Regions from separate parts of the Homo sapiens genome. Here region 1 is linked to region 2. A link is an interaction called in ENCODE POLR2A ChIA-PET data of the cell type or tissue named here. Cell type or tissue: GM12878. All regions are shown on one strand. Each heading gives the region's core, and the rest is flanking DNA. Links, peaks and the distances in the headings are about the cores only.

Region 1 (5,652 bases), core at 230-5,229, 360 kb before region 2:
CACGTAGTTCCTTAAAGTAACGTGAGAACGGACTAATACAAAGTCCCACTATGTTTCCCCGGCTGGTCTCAAGCTCCTGGGCTCAGGTGATGCAGGTGATCCTCCGGTTTTGGCCTCCCGAAGTGCTGGGATTACAGGCATGAGTAACCATGCTTGTCACTCCTATGGGTCTTAGGGGTGAGAGATGAACAGATCAGTTTGGGGCTTTTTTGTCATGTATACGAACCCGAAGTCCGATCTATAAAAGCCACTTTAGGGAGTGTCAAGAAAACAGGAGTGAGCGTGTAAATAGAAGCCAATGCATAAGGTTTATGTTTGGGTCTGACTCGGAAGGAAAAACAATACACCTATGAAGATGAAAAAGGCCGTGTCTCTGAAAACCTTTGAGCTCTTCAGAGAAGTGCATCACATATGCAAGCTCTTCTATGACCCTCCTTACCTTTCATCCCCTATTGGCAGTTGTATGACCTTTCTTTTCCCAGCACCTGTCACAGCACCCTGTAATGATTGGAACTCATGGTTGTGCTTTGAGTGGGAAGGTGGGCAGAGGGTGAGGACATCCTGTGTAGGAACAGAGGACCAAATGTTGGGTTAGCATGGCAGGGGTGGCTGACAGATTATTCTCTGACTGGCAAAGTCAAAGAACCTGAAAAGACAGATGTTTTCCTGTATTCCAAAAGGCTTTCAAACAAATGTGTGAATATTTGACATAGTAACTTCACTTGTAGAAACCCGATTAGCCTAAAGAAATAGCCAGCAAGGCTGGGCGTGGTGGCCACATTTGTAATCCCCGCACTTTGGGAGGCTGAGGTGGGTGGATCGCTTGAGCCCACAGTTTGAGATCGCCTGGGCAACATGGTGAAACCCTGTGTCTACAGAGAATACAAAAATTAGCTGGGCGTGGTGATGCGTGCCTGGAGTCCCAGCTACTCAGGAGGCTGAGGTGGGAAGATCAATTGAGCCTGGGAAGTTGAGGCTGCAGTGAGCCTTGATAATGCCACTGTACTCCAGCCTGGTTGACAGAACAAGACCTTGTCTCAAAAAAAGAGAAATAACCAGAAAGGATATATGACAATAACGTCTGTCAGCATTATTTGTAAATGTTAACCCAATGTCCAGCAATTGGACAATGGTTAGGTAAATAAGATGAAACACCACGCAATATTATCATGCAGACATTCGACATGTAAGTGAATCATGGTTCATGTTGTTGGGAAATGAGCATGAGAGAAAAAAGCAAGATTCTGATTTCAGTATAAAGAAGGTTGTCAACAAAGTAAAATACCGATGGACAGAAAAGAAATCAAGGGAATACCCCAGATATTCTCATTTGTTATTTCTTGGTGAAATTATCAATGATGAAATTATCAGTGATGTTATTTCAACAAAGATCACACAAGCTGGATTCTTGTGCTGGTTATGTTATGTTGGCTACAGATGATAGTAACGCTTTGGGTTGTTTTTTGATCTTTACCTTCCTTTGGGGATAGACTATGCGACTGAAGTTTTAAAAAATTGGGGAGACGGGAGGGGCACGGTGCTCACACCTGTAATCCCAGCATTTTGGGAGCTGAGGCGGGCGGTTCATGAGGTCAGGAATTTGAGACCAGCCTGGCCAACATGGTGAAACCCCATCTCTACTAAAGATACAAAAAATTAGCTGGGCATGGTGGTACACGCCTGTAATCCCAGCTACTTGGGAGGCTGAGGCAGGAGAATCGCTTGAACCTGGGAGGCGGAGGTTGCAGTGAGCCGGGATCTCACCATTGCACTTAACCTGGGCGACAAGGCGAGACTCCATCTCAAAAACAAAACAAAACAAAAAACACTGGGGAGAAAAACCATAGCTAACAAGTGCTGAGATTTAAACTACCATAGATGTTGTTTTTGAAATGTTTTTGAAAGCAGTTGAGAGCAGAAATGAAGATGACGGAACAATGCAGTTTCTTTGCCTCCCTTGGTATCTATTTTCCAATAAGTTAAACAAATCGTTTTGACTGGAATTATGCTAGTGCTTTATTGGGTGGGGCCTCCTTAGTTATTTATATGCTGTTACAGGACGAACTATGTCTCTTTCAAAATTCGTATGTTGAAGCCTTAACCCTCAATATCTCAGAATGTAACACATTTGGAGATAAGGTCTTTAAACTGGTGATTAAGTTAAAATAAGCCCCTTCCCTTTTCCTTAGCAAACTAATGCAGGAACAGAAAATCAAATAGCCCATGTTCTCACTTATAAGTGGGAGCCAAATGATGAGAACACATGGACACAGAGGGGAACAACACATACTGGGGCCCACTTGAGGTTAGAGGGTGGAGGAGGGAGAGGAGCAGAAAAGATAACTATTGGGTACTAGGCTTAGTACCTAGGTGACAAAGTGATCTGTAAAACCAAGCCCTATGACATGAGTTTACCTATATAGCAAACCTGCACATGTACACTTGAACCCAAAATAAAAGTTTAAAACAACAACAACAAAAATGAGGCCCTTAGGGTGGGCCCTAACCAAAATGCCTGGTGTCCTTATACAAAGAGGCAATTAGAACACAGGCACACCCAGAGGAAAGGCCATGTAAGGACCCTGTGTGTTTCTGAGCTGCAGGTCTGGAGTAGCCACGACTTGGCATTGCTTTTGTCTGAGACGTTTAATTGATAACACAACAGAGCAGCCCCAAATAGCATAGCAAGCTTCTCCCTCGGCTGCCAAGGAGCTGCACATCTCATTCCTGGGTCCACCTGCCTTGGAACTGGGGCTCTGGCCTCTTGGCTGAGAGGGTCTGAGTCGGGGCTGAATTCTTCTGAAGGCAAAGGAGGGACAGGTGCTGTGGGCCCCTCTGGCCTCACACACACAACAGGAAGCATCCGATGGGTACTTCGAGGGGGTCATCCCTGGCCATAGAGCAATTTTGCAGAGATTATAAAATGGTCTAACTGTCCTTCCCACTCGAACTCCTCATCCCTTCTGCAGCCCCAGGCCCTGTGCAGGGAGATGCTGTCTGAATGTGGTAAGAGGCGTTGTAAATTCAGTCTTTCATTTAAATTCTCATAAAACATTCTTCCTTTTTCTTTTTTTTGAGACAGGGTTTCTCCCTGTCACCCAGGCTGGAGTGCAGTGGCACGATCTCAGCTCACTGCAACCTCTATCTGCTGAGTTCAAGTGATTCTCCTGCCTCAGCATCCCAAGTAGCTGGGATTACAGGCACGCACCACCACTCCTGACTAATTTTTATATGTTTGATAGAGACAGAGTTTCAACATGTTGGCCAGGCTAGTCTCAAACTCTTGACCTCAAGTGATCAAGTGCCTTGGCCTCCCAAAGTGCTGGGATTACAGGCGTGAGCCATCGTGGCTGGTCCGTTTTCGTTTTTTTTTTTTTTTTTTTTTTTTCTTGAGACAGGGTCTCACTCTGTCCAGGCTGGAAGGCAGTGATGCTGTTATAGCTCACTGTTGCCCCAAGCAATCCTCCTGCCTCAGCTTCCCAAGTAGCAGGGACTATAGGTGTGCACCACCACCATGCCTGGCTAATTATTATTTTTTTGAGACAATGTCTTGTTATGTTGCCCAGGCTGGTCTTGAACTCCTGGTCTCAAGTGGTCCTTCTGCCTTGGCCTCCCAAAGTGCTGGGATTACAGCGTGAGCCACCACACCCTGCCTAAAAATTTACTTTTTGATGTAAAACATAAATTCTTGTAGTAGTGAGATAATCTCTCATAGCTCATACAGTTTGTTAAATAAAAAGCTTGGGCACTGGAACCCAACTGTCTAAATCCAATTCCTAGCCTGGCTAGTTAGAAGCCGTGTGAGCTTAGGCCCTTTACTTAACTTCTCTGATCACTGCTTTCCTTGCCTATATAATGGGGGTGATACTGTACCTACCTTGGAAATAGGAGGATTCAATGAGTTTGAAACACAGGCAGCACTTAAAACATGCTGGGCATACAGGAAGCATTCAGTACATAATAATGAGTTCTTTTATTGTGGTAAAATATGCATAACAAGGCCATTGCGGTTGCTCATGACTGTAATCTTAGCACTTCGGGAGGCCAAGGTAGGCAGATCACCTGAGGTTGGGAGTTCAAGACTAGCCTGACCAACATGGAGATACTTCATCTCTACTTAAAATACAAAATTAGCCGGGTGTGGTGGTGCATGCCTGTAATCCCAGCTACTCGGGAGGCTGAGGCAGGAGAATCGCTTGAACCCAGGAGGCGGCGGTTGCAGTGAGCCGAGATTGTGCCATTGCACTCCAGCCTGGGCAACAAGAGCAAAACTCCGTCTCAGAAAAAAAAAAACCATATATACATAACATTTACCATTTTAACCATTTTTATTTTTATATTCATTAATTATTATTATTATTAATTTTTTTTGGAGACAGAGTCTAAAGCTGTTGCCCAGGCTGGAGTTTAGTGACGCAACCTCGACTCACTACAACTTCTGCCTCCTGGGTTCAATCACAATTCTCCTACCTCAGCCTCCCAAGTAGCTGGGACTACAGGTGCCCGCCACCACGCCTGGCTAATTTTTTTTGTATTTTAGTAGAGATGGGGTTTCACCATGTTGCCCAGGCTGGTCTTGAACTCCTGAGCTCAGGCAATCCACTGCCTCAGCCTCCCAAAGTGTTAGGATTACAGGCATGAGCCACTGTGCTTGGCCATTTTAACTGTTTTTAATAGTACAGTCTGTGGCATTAAGTATGTTTACATTGTTGTGCAACCATCATGACCATCTATCTCCAGAGCCTTTTCATCTTCCCAAACAGAAACTCTGTCTCTGTGAAACAACAACTCCCCATTTCCTCCTCCATTAGCCTCTGGCAACCATCATTCTACTTTCTGTTTCTGTGAATTTGACTACTGTAGGGATCTCATATAAATGGGATCATACAGTATTTGTTCTTCTGTGATTGGCTTACTTCCTTTAGCATAATGTCCTCAAGGTCCATCCATGTAGCATGGGTTAGAATGTCCTTCCTTTTTAAGGGCGAATAATATTCCATTGTATGGATAGACCACATTTTAAAAATCCATTGATAAACACTTTCGTTGCTTCTACCTTTTGGTATTATGAATAATGCTGCTATAAACATTTGTACATAAATGTCTCTTTGAGACCCTGTTTTCAATTCTTTTGGGTATATACCTAGAAGCGGAATTGCTGGATCCTATGGTCATTCCACGTTTAATCTTTTGAGGAACCGCCATGATGTTTCCCGCAGCGGCTGCACTATCATTCTCATGGTTTCAGACACCATCTATAAGGCTGATGAATTCCAGCTTTATAGCTACAGCTTTACGCTGCCCCTGAGTTGTATGCAATTTCCTACTTGATCTTGTCAGTTAGATGTCTCACGGATCTTCTTCGAACTGCTCCTCCTCCTTGCCCCTCTCTCACTTTCCCTCATTTTGGTAAATGGCACTAACTGAGCAGAGTTGCCCCAGCTGAAAACCTTCTGCAGAGCCCAGTGCAGAAGGAAGATGTGGAGCCTCAGCCAGGACCAGGGAAGTCAATCCCCCCTTCCCACAAGCCTGTGGCCCCAACCTACAGTGGACAGGCCACCCCAAAGGGATCCAGGGTGGTCAAGAGCCCTGGATCACCAGGGAAAAGATTTCTTGACTCCACTTGGGGAGGAATTTATCTTGATTGAATGT
Region 2 (5,668 bases), core at 423-5,422:
TCTCAGTATCACCCTTTAGTTTCAGAATTTCCACTCTGAAAAACTGACACAGTACCATAGCCATGAAACGTTTTGCTGTTCACAGGTATAACTGAAAATATGATATTTTAATATGTTAAATAAATGCCTAACAAAAGAAGTAAGCTGTCATAATACAAAATTTCCTCCTTACTTGGCTTCTAAGCAATTCGCATAGAATTTGAAGAATATCATCCTGCAAAAAAAAAACTACCCTATCCCTATCCAAATACTTTTTTATGCTTTGAAAATGTGAATTACACACTTGAAAGCTCCATCAAATAGACTTTAGTGCACAAAACAAAGCTTTCTGTAACAATTTATAACTTTTCCACTTGAACATTTTGCTTCAAATTTTCACAGATTCTGTTCCTTTCAAAAGCTCTTGCTGGTGTGAAAGATTCCATCTGCTCTTCAATTACTCATGGCCCTTAAAGTCATTTTTAAATCATGGGAAAACGCCACACACAATTCTTTCGTGTGTGTGTGTGTGTGTGTGTGTGTGTGTGTGTAAAACAGTATATAAATAGTATATGAGAATTATATTAATTTCAATTCTTCCCACAAAAACTCTTCTTTGGGCTGTTAGGTGTGTTTCAAGTTTAACAGATCAACTTTTTTTTTTCTAGGATGTTTCCAACAGGGAAATTTGAAAGTTTAGGTAGATATTAAAGTTACTGTTAAGTTACATAAGTTATGTTCCCAATGTTAACTATTTCAGACATAACTGAGTATTTTTTCAGGAATTATCTAAAAGCCTCAGCAAGTCTATTTCTCGTACCATATGATCATGCCAGCTGTTTATTTTCAAGTGGTCAATTTAAAAATCGTAGGGAAATATGCCCCAAATGATCTAATAACGATTTGAAACCGAGCTAGCTAGAGCTAGAGCTAAAGCTGTGGTAGTAAAACCACTTCTGTAAGTGCAGGGAAATGATATTGGTATACTAGGAATTGTGATTTACAGACTGCTGCTTTAGATTAATCAAGTCTCCATGTTGTAGCTGGCAAGAAAATGACTTTGTCATCTTTTTAAAGATCGCAATCGATATAAACGTTTATATTACTCAAAAAAAGTCTTTTAGAAGAAAATTAGTTCTTCGTGTTCTTTTCCTGTTGATCATCTAAAGCTCTTCCTCTAGCCTGTGACTTCCCAAAAGGCACCCTCTGGCCTGGCAAAAAAGACTTACAAACCTGGAATTTTCGGATACCAGTAAGTTGAGTTCAGTTTATATTAATTCACACATGGCTCTTTATAAAGGCAGAACAGATTTCAAAGAAAGAAAGAGAAAACCAAGAAGGCACTCTTTTTGGGCCATAAAAATTTCTTTCCACACTAGTGAGCACACCATCCCATGGTTTATAGAAGATAAAATACTAAAAGGTCTTTACATTTTTGCCTCTAACCGCTCCCCTGGGCACCTAATAACATGTGGTTTGTGGAAGTTAATGGGAATTTTTCAGCACAAATAAATACTCCAACTCCTCTTCTAAAATGGAGGTGAAAATCAATTTTCCTTGTTAATGAGGGACTGCTACTATTTGTTTCCATTGATTGGGTGATGCATTGTTCTGTTTCTAAAAGCAAGCTGTTTTTCATTTTTTGTTTTAAAGAAACAGAATTAGTAACTTGCAGACTGACACCACAGGTATACACTAAGATTTCTTAGCCGACACTCACTAAGCTCTGATAAGCTGATATTCTCTCACTTGGACTGGCATTTCATCTTGTAGAGATGTCATGTAAACTGGCCCCCAAGTATTCAATCAAAACCTGAGTTCTTTTCCTTTGGTGGCTATGTTTATTTGGAATGGTGAGCCTGTAGACACAGGGTCCCTTCCATCGCCTCTTAAGCATGTGATGGGTTCTGCTGAACAGAGCCAGGTAGGCAAAACGTGGACCAAGAATCTTTACACGGAATTTCCTTACTATCTGTCTTTTCCAGGTGCTGTTTGCTTTCTGGTCTTAATAAATCTCATGCTGGGAGAATCCTGTTTTAGTGATTAGCATCAGTATATCCAGTCCTCGGAAACAAAAATATTTCCAGGTCCCAGAAGAGGGTCCAGAGTAACACAGCTTTACTGATCTGGTTTCAATAAATCTTGTTAACAAAAAATTCTATAGAACAGATGTTTTTTACTTGTCTCTGTTAATGTATGGACGATTCTTTATTTCAAAGGTAGTGTGATTTTGGCATTTGTGATTTGCATTGTTTAGCGCAAAGCATTTTAAAAGTACTTCAATATTGCAAAATGCTAAACGTTATTTTTTATTTTATTTTTTGAGACAGGGTCTCGCTCTATTACTCAGGCTGGAGTGCAGTGGTGCAATCTCGGCTCACTGCAGCGGCAGCCTCTGCCTCCTGGGATCAAGCAATCCTCCCACCTCAGCCTCCCAAGTAGCTGGGACTACAGGCACACGCCACCATGCCCGACTAATTGTTTTTGTATTTTTAGTGGAGACGGGGTTTTGTCACGTTGCCCTGGCTGGTCTCGAACTCCTGGCCTCAAGCAATCCATCCGCCTCGGCCTCCCAAAGTGCTGGGATTAAAGACGTGAGCCACCATGCTTTGCTTAAAGTTATTATTTTAAGAAAATTTGCGGCACATTTTTAGAAAGATCAGAAGGGCTGGCAGAGGTGAAGTGATTCTCAAAATCAGGGTAAGGAGATTGGCTGATAAGGTTTTCAGTTAAGGTCCCTTATAGACAAAAACCAAAAAATCAAGTTTTTGTATGTGATATCTCCCTCAGTACAGTGTTGCAATGAGACTTCTGTTAAATTAAATTAGAATATAACTAGAAAATTGGACGTCCTATCAGTCGATTAAATGAGGTATTCTCTGCACTGAACTTTTTAAGGAAGAGAACATTAGTTTTTCTATCATAACCCAAGAGTTTTTAAAAAAGCTTTGAAACAGAAAACATCAGTGCTCCATTCTCAAAACCCTGCACTGTTTACGATGAATAAAGTATGTAAGAATCATAGATAATGTCTGTTAGTTAGTTGGCCAATGGTCAACAGCGATTATCGAAAGACAATTTTTTGTTTTTAAACTGCATCGGTTCTTGTCTTCCAAATATTTGGCCCACAGCTGCCTTTGTTAACAGCTTGGAGGCTACTGAATTGTTTTTAAAGAGAAATGCCAACTCTACTGACTTCCTGATTGTCGACAGACATGAGGTTTTTTGTTTTACATGTATATACATCAGGAAATGAAATGAGATTACTACATGCTGTGCTAAGGAAAACAATAAAAGTGAAAAAATGTTATTTTTAGATAAGACTATTTCCTAAACCTTTAGAAGTATCGTACAAATTTGTCCTCCATTTGGTAGAATATGAACATGTGTGGTCTGTATCTCTTCTATGGCAGGCGATACTAATCATCTATCTAGATAACAGTCATTTTCTCTCAGCACGCTAAACCTGACATTTCAGTGTAAAGTCCAATAAGACAAGGAAGTGAGCTATTTTGTTAGTGGGAAAGAAAAGACAGTTATGTAAGAATAAGCCTTCAGGCATCTGCTGAGCAAAACAGAGAGCCCAAAAGAAGAAACGGAAGAGCAAGTGAGTTTCATGAGAAAGAGTAGCTACGGTTCACAGTTGTCTTTATATAGTTCTCTTTCCATTAAGGTGTATCAGCACTTTTGACTTCGTCTTTTTTTTATTTGAGAGGGAGTTTTGCTCTTGTCACCCAGGCTGGAGTGTAATGGCACGATCTCAGCTCACTGCAACCTCCGCCTACCAGGTTCAAGCAATTCTCCTGCCTCAGCCTCCCGAGTATCTGGGATTACAGGCGCACACCACCACACCTGGCTAATTTTTGTATTTTTAGTAGAGACAGGGTTTCACCATGTTGGCCAGGCTGGTCTTGAACTCTCGACCTTAGGTGATTCACCTGCCTTGGCCTCCCAAAGTGCTGGGATTACAGGCATGAGCCACCACACCCAGCCCTTGACTTCTCTTTTGTAAAAGCAATCCCCTTTTCTCTTGTACCTCAAGGAAACTGCTCCCATAATTTATGAATTAATACTCATTCCACATAAATGTAATTTGGATATAGTCCCTGAAATGTAAATATCTAGGATAATAGTATCCTGAAGAAAATAGCCTTTTGGGAAGTTTTAGATTCAGGACCTTTCAGGCTATGAAAGAGTTACTTTATCTTTTGTGTGTGGCCATTCATTTAAAAGGTTATTGGATCCTCTGGATTTTAGAAGATCTTTGAGTTCAGCCCTAGACCCTGTGTTATATCTAGAAAAGCCTTTTCTAGGGTTCTGTGTGTTCTAAGCTGGTATTTTATTAATGTGGTTCAGGAAAACATATCTACAGTATGGAAGTCAAAGCCATTCCTTTAAATAAAACTGAGGTTATATAGTCATGCATTTAATAATAGTGATAGATGCAGGAGGCATGCAGATGCAGATAAGGAAACCTGCACAGGGTCTTGCCCGGGCGTGCCTGCAAGGGACTGGGGCCCACATGTGCACTAGGAGAAGGGGGTGGAGCCACCAAGAATTCATGCCTTATGCAGGGGAGGAGACTGATATTCAATCTGTGAGGTGGGAGCCTGTTGGCAGGACCCTCTCTTTTTTTGCTGAGAGCCTTCTTTTCGCTTAATAATCCACTCTCCTCTCCCTTCAGTGTGTCCATGTGCCTATTTTTTCCTGGTCGTGAGACAAGAAGCTGGATTTTAGTTGAACTAAGGAGCAAAAAATCCTGCATCAATAGCAAAAACAACTTTCTATAATAAATCATAAATAAATTTATTTATATAAATTACATAAGTTATGAGAATGGGACATCTAAAATACCTAATGTTTAGCCACTGAACCGAATGTGGTCAATTTCGACGTGTTGGGTATCTTCCCAGAAGCAGATGGGAAGGAATTTGGAATTACTTCTATTACTCCACAATTTTAGGCCACTCAAGTGTACTAGTTTCTCTGGACCTCTGAAGATGGCTTTACTAGCATGGGCCTGCTACAGAAAAAGGGTGTTTATCAGAGACTCCCATGTAACAAATCACCCCCACCGTCCATGGTGTAGGTTTTAGGCTGTGAGATAAACTGACCTTTTGGATAAGGTGTCTGACCTCTCCCCTCTCCTGACAGTGATTTCTCTTCCCAGACAGCTGCGCTTACAAACAAACTGCTAGGTAGCAGTAGCACTTTGACAAATGGAGCACAACCCGGATCCTTTGTTTCTTTGAATTCAGCCAACAAGCTGGCATTCCAGAAGCTCATTAGGGGGCCATGAATTACTGTGGAGGCCAAGCCTGCACTTCCTTCTCCCTGGCAATCCATGTGGCCACACGTTCCCATGATCCGTGGGGCCAGATCATGCTATTCCCAGTTCACATTCCATCCCGTCAGGGTACTCTCAAAATAAATAATATTTACAGCAGAGTTCAGAGCTGGCGAAAGAAATGTGGAGGGAAAAATGTGAGTAAGTAGACTAGACACTGGAATCCATTGGATTTGTGGTTTTTAAATCATTTTTTCATGGGACTTCAGAAATCTTTGTAAGTAGATATGGACTGGCACTTATCAAAACCCCAAATTCCAAGGCCAAATTAATGTCATAAAAAAGTGACAAATAAAAATTGTAACAAGATTTAGTTTCTGTAACCTGAAAACATTATGTTTA

Evidence for each region. ChIA-PET counts read pairs that join two places held together with the same protein. Peaks named below come from ENCODE experiments on the same cell type or tissue, not always from the same donor. Only the 100,000 strongest peaks of a DNase experiment are listed, where the experiment ranks them.
Region 1: POLR2A ChIA-PET joins it to region 2 with 6 read pairs; 3 of 35 experiments call an interaction of 5 or more read pairs at or near these places.

Annotation. Positions count from the first base shown.
Region 1 is chr10:13,391,819-13,397,470 of GRCh38, forward strand. All of the region lies in intron 1 of LOC105376419 (a long non-coding RNA gene), which reads left to right. Among named protein-coding and RNA genes, the nearest start is that of SEPHS1, 46 kb to the left of the region's middle. RefSeq lists an enhancer at 3,288-4,251. In GM12878, for the core only: no CTCF peak of the experiment used is centred there; no DNase peak of the experiment used is centred there.
Region 2 is chr10:13,754,072-13,759,739 of GRCh38, forward strand. All of the region lies in intron 8 of FRMD4A (FERM domain containing 4A), which reads right to left. Among named protein-coding and RNA genes, the nearest start is that of PRPF18, 170 kb to the left of the region's middle. RefSeq lists enhancers at 3,482-3,671, 3,906-5,105, 4,254-4,951, 4,403-4,542. In GM12878, for the core only: no CTCF peak of the experiment used is centred there; a DNase peak (open chromatin) is centred at 3,540; H3K27ac peaks cover 5,000 bases.